Linked DNA regions of Homo sapiens: region 2 is linked to region 1. A link is a contact called in ENCODE Hi-C or POLR2A ChIA-PET data. All regions are on one chromosome and are shown on one strand. The core of a region is the stretch at or near the end of the contact, and the rest is flanking DNA. Distances in the headings are between cores, read along the strand shown.

Region 1 (5,102 bases), core at 759-3,258:
AGCCCTTCTAGCCCGGAGCTTCCTCAGCTCAAGAGTTTTTCTCAATCATCAGTTTCTCCCTCTTCACCAAGCCTAGCAAGGTGCCCGGCACAGAGTACTTAAGAGCAGCTGCTCTGAAGTCAGTCAGCCTGGCTTCAAGCCCCATGTGGTAGGCAGAATGGCCTTCCCCACAAAGATGTACACATTTTAATCCCCGGCACCTGTGATTTCACCTCACACGACAAAAGGGACTTTGCAGATGTGGTTAAGATAGAGAGCTTGAGGCTGGGCGCGGTGGCTCACGCCTGTAATCCCAACACTTTGGGAGGCTGAGGCAGGCGGATCACCTGAGGTCGGAAGTTCAAGTCCAGCCTGACCAACATGGAGAAACTCTGTTTCTACTAAAAATACAAAAAATTAGCTGGGAGTGGTGGCATACACCTGTAATCCCAGCTACTCAGGAGGCTGAGGCAGGAGAATCGCTTGAACCCAGGAGGCGGAGGTTGCAGTGAGCCGAGATCGCACCATTGCACTCCAGCCTGGGCAACAAGAGCAAAAACTCCATCTCAAAAAAAAAAAAAGATAGCTTGAGATGGGATTATCTTTGATTATCAAGGTCATGCCAATATAAACAGAAGGGTCCTTATAAGACAGAGACGGGAAGGTCAGAGTCAGAGAAAGAGATGTGCTGATGGAAACTGAGTCTGAAGTGATGTAGGGCCATGACCCAAGGAATTCAGGTAGCCTCTAGAAGCTGGAAAAGGCCAGGAAACAAAAGCCTCTAGAAGGAATAAAGCCTTGCCAACACATCTTAGACTTCTGACCTAAAAACTGTAAGGTAATAAATGTGTGTTGCTAGCCACTCAATTTGTGGTAACTTATTAGAGCAGCCATAGGAAACATCCTGGTTCAGCTTCGTACTGGTTATGTTACTGTTGGAAACTTAACCTTTCTGTGTCTCAGTGTCCTCATCTGTAAAATGGGGATGATAAAGGCAATAATTCTTATTTCACTGGTTCCAAGTATAAAATGAAAATACCTGCAAATCAGTTACAATAATGCCCAACACTAAATATGTTAGCTGTTACTATAAGAACAGTTAATAGCTACCATTAATTGAGGGATAGGTACAAGGCACATGCCTTAGAAGAATGTCCTTGATTCTCCCCATCACGCTTGGGGGTAACAATTCCAGTCTCCACTTTGCAGATGAGGAAACAAACACAAAATAATTTTCCCCAAATCACTCTAGGACTGGAAGCATTTTAAACTTCGTTGTTTCTTACATGCACTCGGGAAATGGTACTGGTTTGTGTTCTTTGCTGATAGAGGTGTTTTGGGAGGGGTTGATAAGATGACAGAAGGAAGGCCACAGGCTGGACAGACAGGGGTCCTAGCTGATACCTCCTTCTCTTCCTACCTAGTGCAGGAGAGAGTTAAAATCGGTCAAAGCTCATCTATCCACTCCCACCCCATCCATTTAGGGGTTCAATTACTGCCTCTCACTTTCCCACCAACGCCACCCCCGCACCCCTTACCAGCGCTCAGTACTAGCAGCTTTTGAGCCAGATTTGGGGGCATCATGGGATAGGCGTGGCCGGGAGCGAAGCGTTCAGTCCGCTGGGGAATGGAGTGGCGCAGACTTACTCAGACCCCAAGGATTCCTGTTGAGCCCCCTCCCTTCCCGCAGCCTGCATAAGGAGCCATCTGTTCTCGGCTGAATAAACAAGCAGGGGGAAGCAGCGCCGGGTCTCCTGCCCCCGAGCCCGACCCCCGCACAATGCGCCTTTCTCCAAGGAGACGCCGCCCGGGCGCCGCCACAGCACGCTCCGTCTGGCTTCCCCTCCCCCAGGCGGCGCAGCAAGACCCAAAAACGGACCCCGTGGAAATCAGTTTTTTTTATTTTTTTAAGAACACAAACAAGAAATCCAACAAAGAACTGAGCGCAGCACGCGGCGAGGGCGTGCCGGTCTAGCACGTGCCCCTTCCCTCACCACCCGCTATCCCCCTGACGCCGCAGTCCGCCTAATGGTCCGGGCGAGGCCAACTCAGCTCAATGCCGGAAGCCCGCCAGCGCCTCCGCCCCGACAGCCCAAGCCGGACGGGCCCAGGTTCTGCCTGGCCCCGGCGCACCGATGGCGCGCAAGGGGCACCGTCCGTGGTGCCGCGCCCCAGCCCGGGTCTGGGCCGTCCGTGGCCCTCACTTCTGGTTGGCCAGCTGGTTCTCCAGATCCTCCAGGCGCGCCGTCAGCTGGGCCAGTGAGCGGTTAAGGAGGCCGTTGGGGTTCGCCGAGGTCCCTTCACTTTCCCTCCAGCCCGCGCCACCAGCCCCAAAGGATATGGTTCAGCGTCAGGCTCTCGAGCGCCCCCAGCGTGCGGCCCTGGAACTCCACGAGGCTTTCGCATTCGCATGGGCTCCGAAGCTCTGTCCCTGCGCTGATGCCCTCCTCTGCAAGCCGGACACAGAGGGTCAGGGGGATGAGAAATTGCCCTAGCTTTGGCCCTCTGATTTCCCTGCACTGGGCCTATGGTTGAGTATATGGGCTTTGGATTTAGAGAGACCTGGGCTGAGTCCCAAGCTAAGTAGCTGTGAGATACTGAAAAACTCACTAACCTTTCTAAGCTCAGTTTTCTCATCTATAAAATGGATATAATGAAAGAGTGTACGCATTAGTGGCTTCGAGGATTCATTCACCTGTGTACGTGTGTGTGTGTGTGTGTGCTCACGCACAACTTACAAGACTGTTTCTCAAACCTTAATGCTCATTGGAATCATCAGGAGAGCTTGTTAAAATATAGATTCTGCTTCAGAATGGAGAAGAAGCTCAGAAGGTACATTTCTAATAAGCTCCCAAATGATGCTGATGCTCCTGGTCTGTGGACCACACTTTGTGTAGCACTCTCCAAATAAAATTTTATGCAATGATGAAAGTGTTCTACATCTGCCCTGTCCAAAGCAGTAGCTACAAGCCACATGTGGCTGTTTAACACTTCAAATATGACTGGTGCTACTAAAGGACTAAAATGTATTTTATTTTAATCAATTGTAATTAAATAGGTACTGCCTACCTTTTTGAAAAAGCACAGATCTAGAACACTGCCTGGTTCAAGTAAATACTTTACAGCAGGGGTCCCCAATCCCCAGGCCATGGACCAGTACCAGCACATTACATGGACCAGTACCAGCCCATGGCCTGTTAGGAACTGGGCCACACAGCAGGAGGTGAGCAGCCAGCATGCAAGGGAGCTTCATCTGTATTTATAGCTGCTCCTCATTGCTCCTATTACAACCTGAGCTCCTTTCCTGTCAGATCAGTGGCATTGTTAGATTCTCATGGGAGCACAAACCCTATTGTAAACTGTGCATGTGAGGGATCTAGGTTGCAGGCTTCTTATGAAAATCTAATGCCTGATGATCTGTCACTGTCTCCCATCACCCACGGATGGCACCATCTAGCTGCAGGAAAACAAGCTGAGGGCTCCCACTGATTATACATTATGGTGAGTTGTATAATTATTTCATTGTATATTACAATGTAATAATAGAAATAAAGTGCACAATAAATGTAATGTGCTTGAACCATCCCAAAACCATTCTCCCCACCACCATCATGGAAATATTGTCTTCCGTAAAACCACTGCCTGGTGCCAAAAAGGTTGGAAACCACTGCTTTATAGTGTATTTCAACTAGACCAGTGATTCTCAAAGTGTGGTCCTTGGACCAGCAGCATCGGCATCGTGTAGGAATTTATCAAAAATGCTAATTATCAGACAACACCCCAGACTTGCTGAATTAGAAAATCTAGAGTTGAAGCCCAGCAATTTGTGTTTGTTTTTGTTTTGTTTTTTGAGCTCTGTCTCCCAGGCTGGAGTGCAGTGGTGCAATCTTGGCTCACTGTAACCTCTGCCTCCTGGGTTCAAGTGATTCTCCTGCCTCAGCCTCCCGAGTAGCTGGGATTACAGGCATGTGCCACCATGCCCTGCTAATTTTTTGTATTTTTAGTAGAGACGGGGTTTCACTGTGTTAGCCAGGATGGTCTCGATCCCCTGACCTTGTGATCTGCCCACCTCGGCCTCCCAAAGTGCTGGGATTACAGCCATGAGCCATCATGCCCAGCTGCAATTTGTGTTTTTAAAGGTCCACCAGGTGATTCTGGTGTGACCTAATTTTTAGGAACCACTGATCCTGATCCAACTCTATCTCCCCACACATCAACATCTTGGGGGTTGGGCAGGAGGCCTTACAATTAAAACTGGCACATGTTTTTTCTTAGCAGTACATAAGGTAGTGATGAATCTTAAAATGAATGGTATCTTAGATTCACTGAAATTCTATAAGCATGTGCCATTGTTAAGATTACAGGGAGGCCAGGTGCTGTGGCTCACACCTGTAATCCCAGCACTTTGGGAGGCTGAGGCGGGTGGATCACGAGGTCAGGAGATCAAGACCATCCTGGCTAACACGGTGAAACCCCATCTCTACTAAAACTAGAAAAAATTAGCCGGGCGTGGTGGCATGCGCCTGTTGTCCCAGCTACTCGAGAGGCTGAGGCAGGAGAATCGCTTGAACCTGGCAGGCAGAGGTTGCAGTAAGCCGAGATCGCACCACTGCACTCCAGCCTGGATGACAGAGCGAGACTCCATCTCAAAAAAAAAAAAAAAAAAAAAAAAAAAGATTACAGGGAATGACATAGAAAAAAAAAATGCTACAATAAAAGTACCTTAGGAAAAAAAAGAAAAAGGATTACACGTGGTGAAATAATAAGCACAATACCTGCCATTTAACCTTTGAAAACACTGCCATAATGATTTAAAAGTTGTCTCTTCATCTTAGTCTTATATGTACTATGAACAAACTGCTGGAATCCAGCAAAGACCCCTAACTTCACAGATTTGTTTCTCTAAACAAAGGGTTGGAGACAGGGAACAGTCATACCACCAATTGATAAAGAGCTTCAACCACAAAACCCAGACTTCTCTTAGAACTCTAGAACTAGAGGTAACCTTGGGCAGCCAGTGCCTCTCCTGTTACCGAAGAGAAAAGTTAAGGTAGGTGTGGGGTAAGTGACTCGTCCAAAGTCACACTGCAGGGCCCATAAGAGTCACATAGGAAGAGCTCTGA
Region 2 (5,102 bases), core at 1,204-3,703, 39 kb before region 1:
TCAAGTTCCCCCAGTCCCTAAGCCTCTTCCTCCCACTACGTATTCATAGGAAGGAGGCCTCATATCTAGATCTTCCCTCACAGCTTCCCACCCCACTCATACCCCCAACGAATCACAGAAGCAGGATGTGCAAAGAGAAATAGGCTCGTTTATTTATTCATTGATCAACTGGCACTTCTTGAAAGCCTGCTGTGTGCCAAGCCTTTCCCCAAAGGAGGATATCAGTGGTGGAGCCAAGTCTCAGGGTGGAAAGGACCTGGACCACACAGAGCAGGACTCCAGAGCCTCCTCCATATGGCAGGAATCAAGCTGTGAGAGAAAATCAGATAAGAGCTTCAGCATAGAAACCAGCCAAATCATATCCACATCCTTCCTCCTGCCCAAGGATCCTTCTGAGATAGAGAAAATAGCAAGATAGCGCTATAGTTGAGAGAGACTTAGTGTCAGGAGACAAGTCTCATTTTCACCGTAAAACTCTAAACTCAAAGCATTGAACTAGATAATCCTCAAACTCCACTGATCCTTTGTGATTTCACCTCAGAAAACATGATGGAAACAACCTGAATAATAAATTCTTAGTGCACATAGTGCTTTGCAGAGCACTTTCAATCTCATTATGTACATTTTACCGATAAAGAAACTGAGACTCAGAAAGACACTTGCCCAGGACCCCCACCCAGAGACACTAGAATAGAATCAAAGCCACAGGCGATCCTATGGAAATCCTGGCCCTGAGACCTGGAGAACAGTTCTCTTGAAGGACAAGGGAGTCAGACAGAGGCTGTGCTTGGAGTAGGGTTCAGGAGTCCCCCTGCCCATATGCCTGGGCCTCCAGAGGGTTGAGGCTGAGAGGGCTGGAGGGAGCTCAGTGTGCCCTCATCCCCTGCTTACCTTTCACAGGGGAAACGCAGGATTTCCCACACATGCCCATGCAACACTTCAAGTCACGCTTGCACTGGCCATCCATCTCACAGAAATTGGGGGGGTTAAGCATCAAACATTGGCCATAAGTCACTGGGCACTTCCCAGGCTTCCTCCTTGCTGGGTGAGAGTGAGGCTACCGGTCAGAGGCCTTGTACTTTATACAACCCCTCCCATCCCCACTTTTTAGAGTGAGCCCCTGCTCCAGCTTCAGCAGGGGGGATCATCCCCTCCCCACCTCTATCACCACCACCTTCTCCCTAAGGCGGCCCCCAAACATAGCACCTGGCTCTCCTAGAACTTCAGGCCCCCCATTGATGCAGGTGGCCAGCCACCCAGTGCTGACTAGGTGGGAGGCTTCCAACTACCTGGCTATCTAAATGCCCGCTGCTTCACCAGCTGCTGGCTACCTTCCTGCTTAGGGCAGTGTGACTCACTGACGGATTGACAAGGAGGCCTGGCAGGACCCATCACCCAGTTCCATCCCTCTAATGCTGTGTCCCCAGGCTCACTCCTCTCTACCCAGTTCCCCGACCTGCTTACTTGGGTTTGGGGTGTCAACAGGATCCAGGCATTTGATGCCACAAGTGTCAGGACAACATCTCTTCTTCCCTGGACACTGCCAGTCACTCTGGCACTCAGGTTTCTTGTATCTAAGGCACTGGGCAGATTTCTTAGGAGGACAGACTCCAGCTTTGAAGGCTTTTGAAGAGAAAGTCAAGAGGTCAGGAGGAGGCTGGGTACTGAGGACCCATCATGCCTCCTGAACAAAGCACCACTTTTGAGGGGGAGAGACCCTTACCTCAGTAGCTGTCCACAAAGCCCAAAGGGTCATGCCTGCCTGATCTCCAGGTGTATTGATGGGCTTGATTAAATTAGACAAATGGACAGGGGACGTTTCACACCCAAGAAAAGGGCAGCAGGCTTCTAGTCAAGACCTCCCACCCAAGAGCAAAACAAGGCTACACAAAGGCAGAGAGGAAGGCTGGGAGTGATGGAGATGGAGAGAGGTAAACAAAGATAAATAGAACCAGTGTGAGAGAAGTTGAGAGCTAAAGCCCAAGGCAGAAGCACAGAGACAAAATAGCAGAAGCAAAGACACAAGGAAGCAGAGTCAGAAACTAATGATTTGAGAGTCGCAGACAGGTGAAGAAGAAGGCGGAGTATGAGAGAGAGAGAGAGAGAGAGAGAGAGAGAGAGAGAGTGGGACCTGGGCTGACAGCATGGCTGCATAGAGGAAGCATTTCCAGAAGCTCAAACTGTCACACAAACCTTGGAGCTCAGCCAGACATGTATTCCACCCTCAGGGAGGTCTCCCGAAACTAAGCTGAGGGATCAGAGCCTACAGAAGGGGACACACCCACACCACAAGGAGACCCCACCTCTGACCCTGCAGCCCAGATTAGACCAGAGTGACTCCAACTTACACTTTCCAGAGCCTTCCACAGCCCAAGGTGCCAGAGTTCCCAGGGCAAGCAGCACCAGGAAGGGGAAGAGGCCGCTGGACTTCATGGTGAAGGCAGGAGTGACTCTGATGGCCAATGCCAAACCTCACTATTTATTCTTTCACCAGTGGGTGTGGCCCCACCAGAATTCTTTCGGCCTCTCCCAGCTACTATTGCATAAGCAGGAAACGTAGCCAGAGACCAGAAATCCTGACACCAAGGAGATTGTTTATCTTTCCTATGCCAGGTAAGGCTATGAGGCCAACACAGCAACTATCAGAAAAGAAAGGGAAGAGATTGGCCTGGGAAGTTGGTTGATTAAAGAGGCCATCTCAGTGTCCATCTGAGCCCTAAACATCACAAGATCCCAGGCCATTAGCCTTATAGGTGGAGAGAGGGAAGAAGTGGTCAATTGCAAAGGTGCTACCCGGACCTGGAACTAAAACCAGACACAGACTCCCTGCTGAGACTTTGTGCAATACATTCTATTCTCACATTGCTAATTCTGATTCTCACATTACTGGACTCTCAGGCATTGTGAAACTCTGCTGATTACTCAATGCAGTTTCTTTCTCAAAAGTTCAGCTCGTTCAACCAACTGATACTTAGTTCCCTGAAATATTTACACCGTTATATCCCCAGTGCCTGTTCTGTGCCTGACACAGGAAAAGCACTCACAAATGAAAGCTGAAGAAGAGCTCCGCTCTCCACAAATCTCTCTGGAGCTCAGTTGTCTCAGCTGTGAAATGAAATGATACTAACAAGTCAGCCCTTCTCAGAGGGTTATGAAATTAAGGGCATGAAGGGACTCTGAATGAAAAGAACAAATGAATAGTATCCCTTCCCACTAAAGAGAATTGAAATGAATCTGAGATAAAGGGGGAAAGCAGCTCATCAGTCACTGTAATCTACATTTAGCTGTGAGATAATTTGAGATCTTAGAGGATTGCTTCCTAAAATTCCCCAAAATCCCTTACAGATCTCACATGACAGCAAAAAATTAAACCCATTCTATTTGCTACCCAGTCTGCATAGGTTGCTTCTAATTATAAAGAGAGCGACCATTATCTCTAAAATTCAGCCCATAGCTGAGTGTAGGGTCGCACACTTGCTGTCTCAGCTGCCCAGGAGGCTGAGGTGTATGGATTCCTTGAGAGTAGGAGTTTGAGACCAGCCCTGGCCACATATTGAGACCCCATCTCTACAAAAAAATGTAAAAAATTAGCCAGGCATGATGACGTACGTATGCCTGTAGTCCCAGCTACTTGGGAGGCTGAGCCAGGAGGATCGCTTTAGCCCAGGAGTTTGAGGCTGCAGTGAGCCATGATTGTGCCACTGCATTCCAGCTTGGGGGACAGAGCGATACCCTGTCTTAAAAAAATAAAATAAAATAAAATTCAACCAAAGCTCATCTAGCTACAAACTCCAAGCTCTTGACTCATTATCTTCATGCTTGGAATTCTCCCATTCATTCCTAAGGTGAAGGTTTGTGGAACTTTCCACAGACATGAAAGACCCACTCATTATCAAGTAGCGATGGCCCCACATGAAGTATTTAAGTATTCCACAACCAAACAGGCAACTGGCAGCAGATCCCTTTATACAAAAGTCACTCCATGGTTTGAATTTTGGTGGATCAGAAGACTTGGACATAATCAATCATCAGTCAAATTTTGGTGGAAAAAGAAAAGGAAGAAAATTAATATGCACAAGGTAACTACTATGAGCCAGGTGCATTCACTCTTAGTTGGAGTACTTAGTAGGGTAGGTAAGAGAGAAATGGAGGCTATGATTTCCACCAATGGGTAATGACACTCTCAGGTCAAGATTTTTGTTCTCACTTCCACCACCCAGGGGATAATTTGATTTCTCTCACAGAGTTCCTGTTCTCTCTCTCTCTCTCTCTCTCTGTTTGTTCCTATTTTCCTCAGTGCCACACTCAAGAAATTATCTGGAGTTTTCTAAATATTTATTTCTTAAAGAATGAAAAGGGGCTGGGCACGGTGGCTTATGCCTGTAATCCTAGCACTTTGGGAAACCAAGGTGGGCGGATCACTTGAGGTCAGGAGTTCAAGAGCAGCCTGGCCAACATGGTGAAACCCTATCTCCACTAAAAATACAAAAATTAGCCAGGCAGTGTGGCACACACCTGTAATCCCAGCTACTCAGGAGGCTGAGGCAGGAGAATCACTTGAACCCTGGAGGTAGAGGTTGCAGTGAGCTGAGATTGTACCATTGCATTCTAGCCTAGGCAACAAACTGAGACTCCGTCTCAAAAAAAAAAAAAATTAAAAGGAAAATGCTACAGCTTAAGTTTTTTTTAAATCTGTGATTGACTGATTGCTCAATCTGTGATTGACTGATTAGAGCCAGCTCCTTTCTCATCAGAAAAGAGCCCTGTGCCCAATTAGCAATGTCTTCCATGGGTGTCATAAGAAGATAATAGTATATAATCATTATTATCTTTGACATAATTGGTTCTAAATGTTTACATCATAGAATGTTAAGACTAAAAAGAGGACTTCAAGGGTTTTCTAGATCAGCAAACTACAGTCCTTGGACCAAATCCACCTAGTTACCTGTTTTCATAAAGTTTTATTGGCACATAGCCACACATCCATTAATTTATGTATTGTCTAAGGCTATCTTTCCACTACAATGGCAACAGGGACCTAAAATATTTACTGCACAGCCTAAAATACTTATCGTCTGGTCCTTTACAGAAAATGCTAACCC

Evidence for each region. Hi-C counts contacts between places; a loop is a spot of excess contacts on that map. ChIA-PET counts read pairs that join two places held with the same protein, here RNA polymerase II (POLR2A). Pooled maps may share reads with other maps.
Region 2: a map of PC-9 shows a loop between it and region 1 (4-fold over the local background). The contact joins the promoter of SLPI here to the enhancer-like site in region 1. A Hi-C loop is called at or near these places in 6 of 168 maps with a recorded cell type or tissue (Calu3, PC-3, PC-9 and 3 more) and 2 of 50 pooled maps. POLR2A ChIA-PET finds 5 or more read pairs at or near these places in 6 of 52 experiments (A673, GM12878, HCT116 and 3 more).

The regions. Positions count from the first base shown.
Region 1 is chr20:45,291,588-45,296,689 of GRCh38, forward strand. It overlaps MATN4 (matrilin 4), which reads right to left. Exons shown (of 10, transcript NM_001393530.1): 9 at 2,321-2,428; 10 at 1,863-2,238. The coding sequence ends at 2,180. Among named protein-coding and RNA genes, the nearest start is that of RBPJL, 13 kb to the right of the region's middle. RefSeq lists a silencer at 2,241-2,300. Within about 2 kb of position 2,009, at least 15 of the 41 ENCODE cell types and tissues checked have a DNase peak (open chromatin) inside an H3K27ac peak, as active enhancers do; they include A673, where a contact is called at or near this core.
Region 2 is chr20:45,252,111-45,257,212 of GRCh38, forward strand. SLPI (secretory leukocyte peptidase inhibitor) reads right to left here and starts at 2,454. Exons shown (of 4, transcript NM_003064.4): 1 at 2,349-2,454; 2 at 1,465-1,623; 3 at 892-1,041; 4 at 129-309. The coding sequence starts at 2,433. The coding sequence ends at 305. All of the region lies in intron 2 of LOC105372630 (a long non-coding RNA gene), which reads left to right.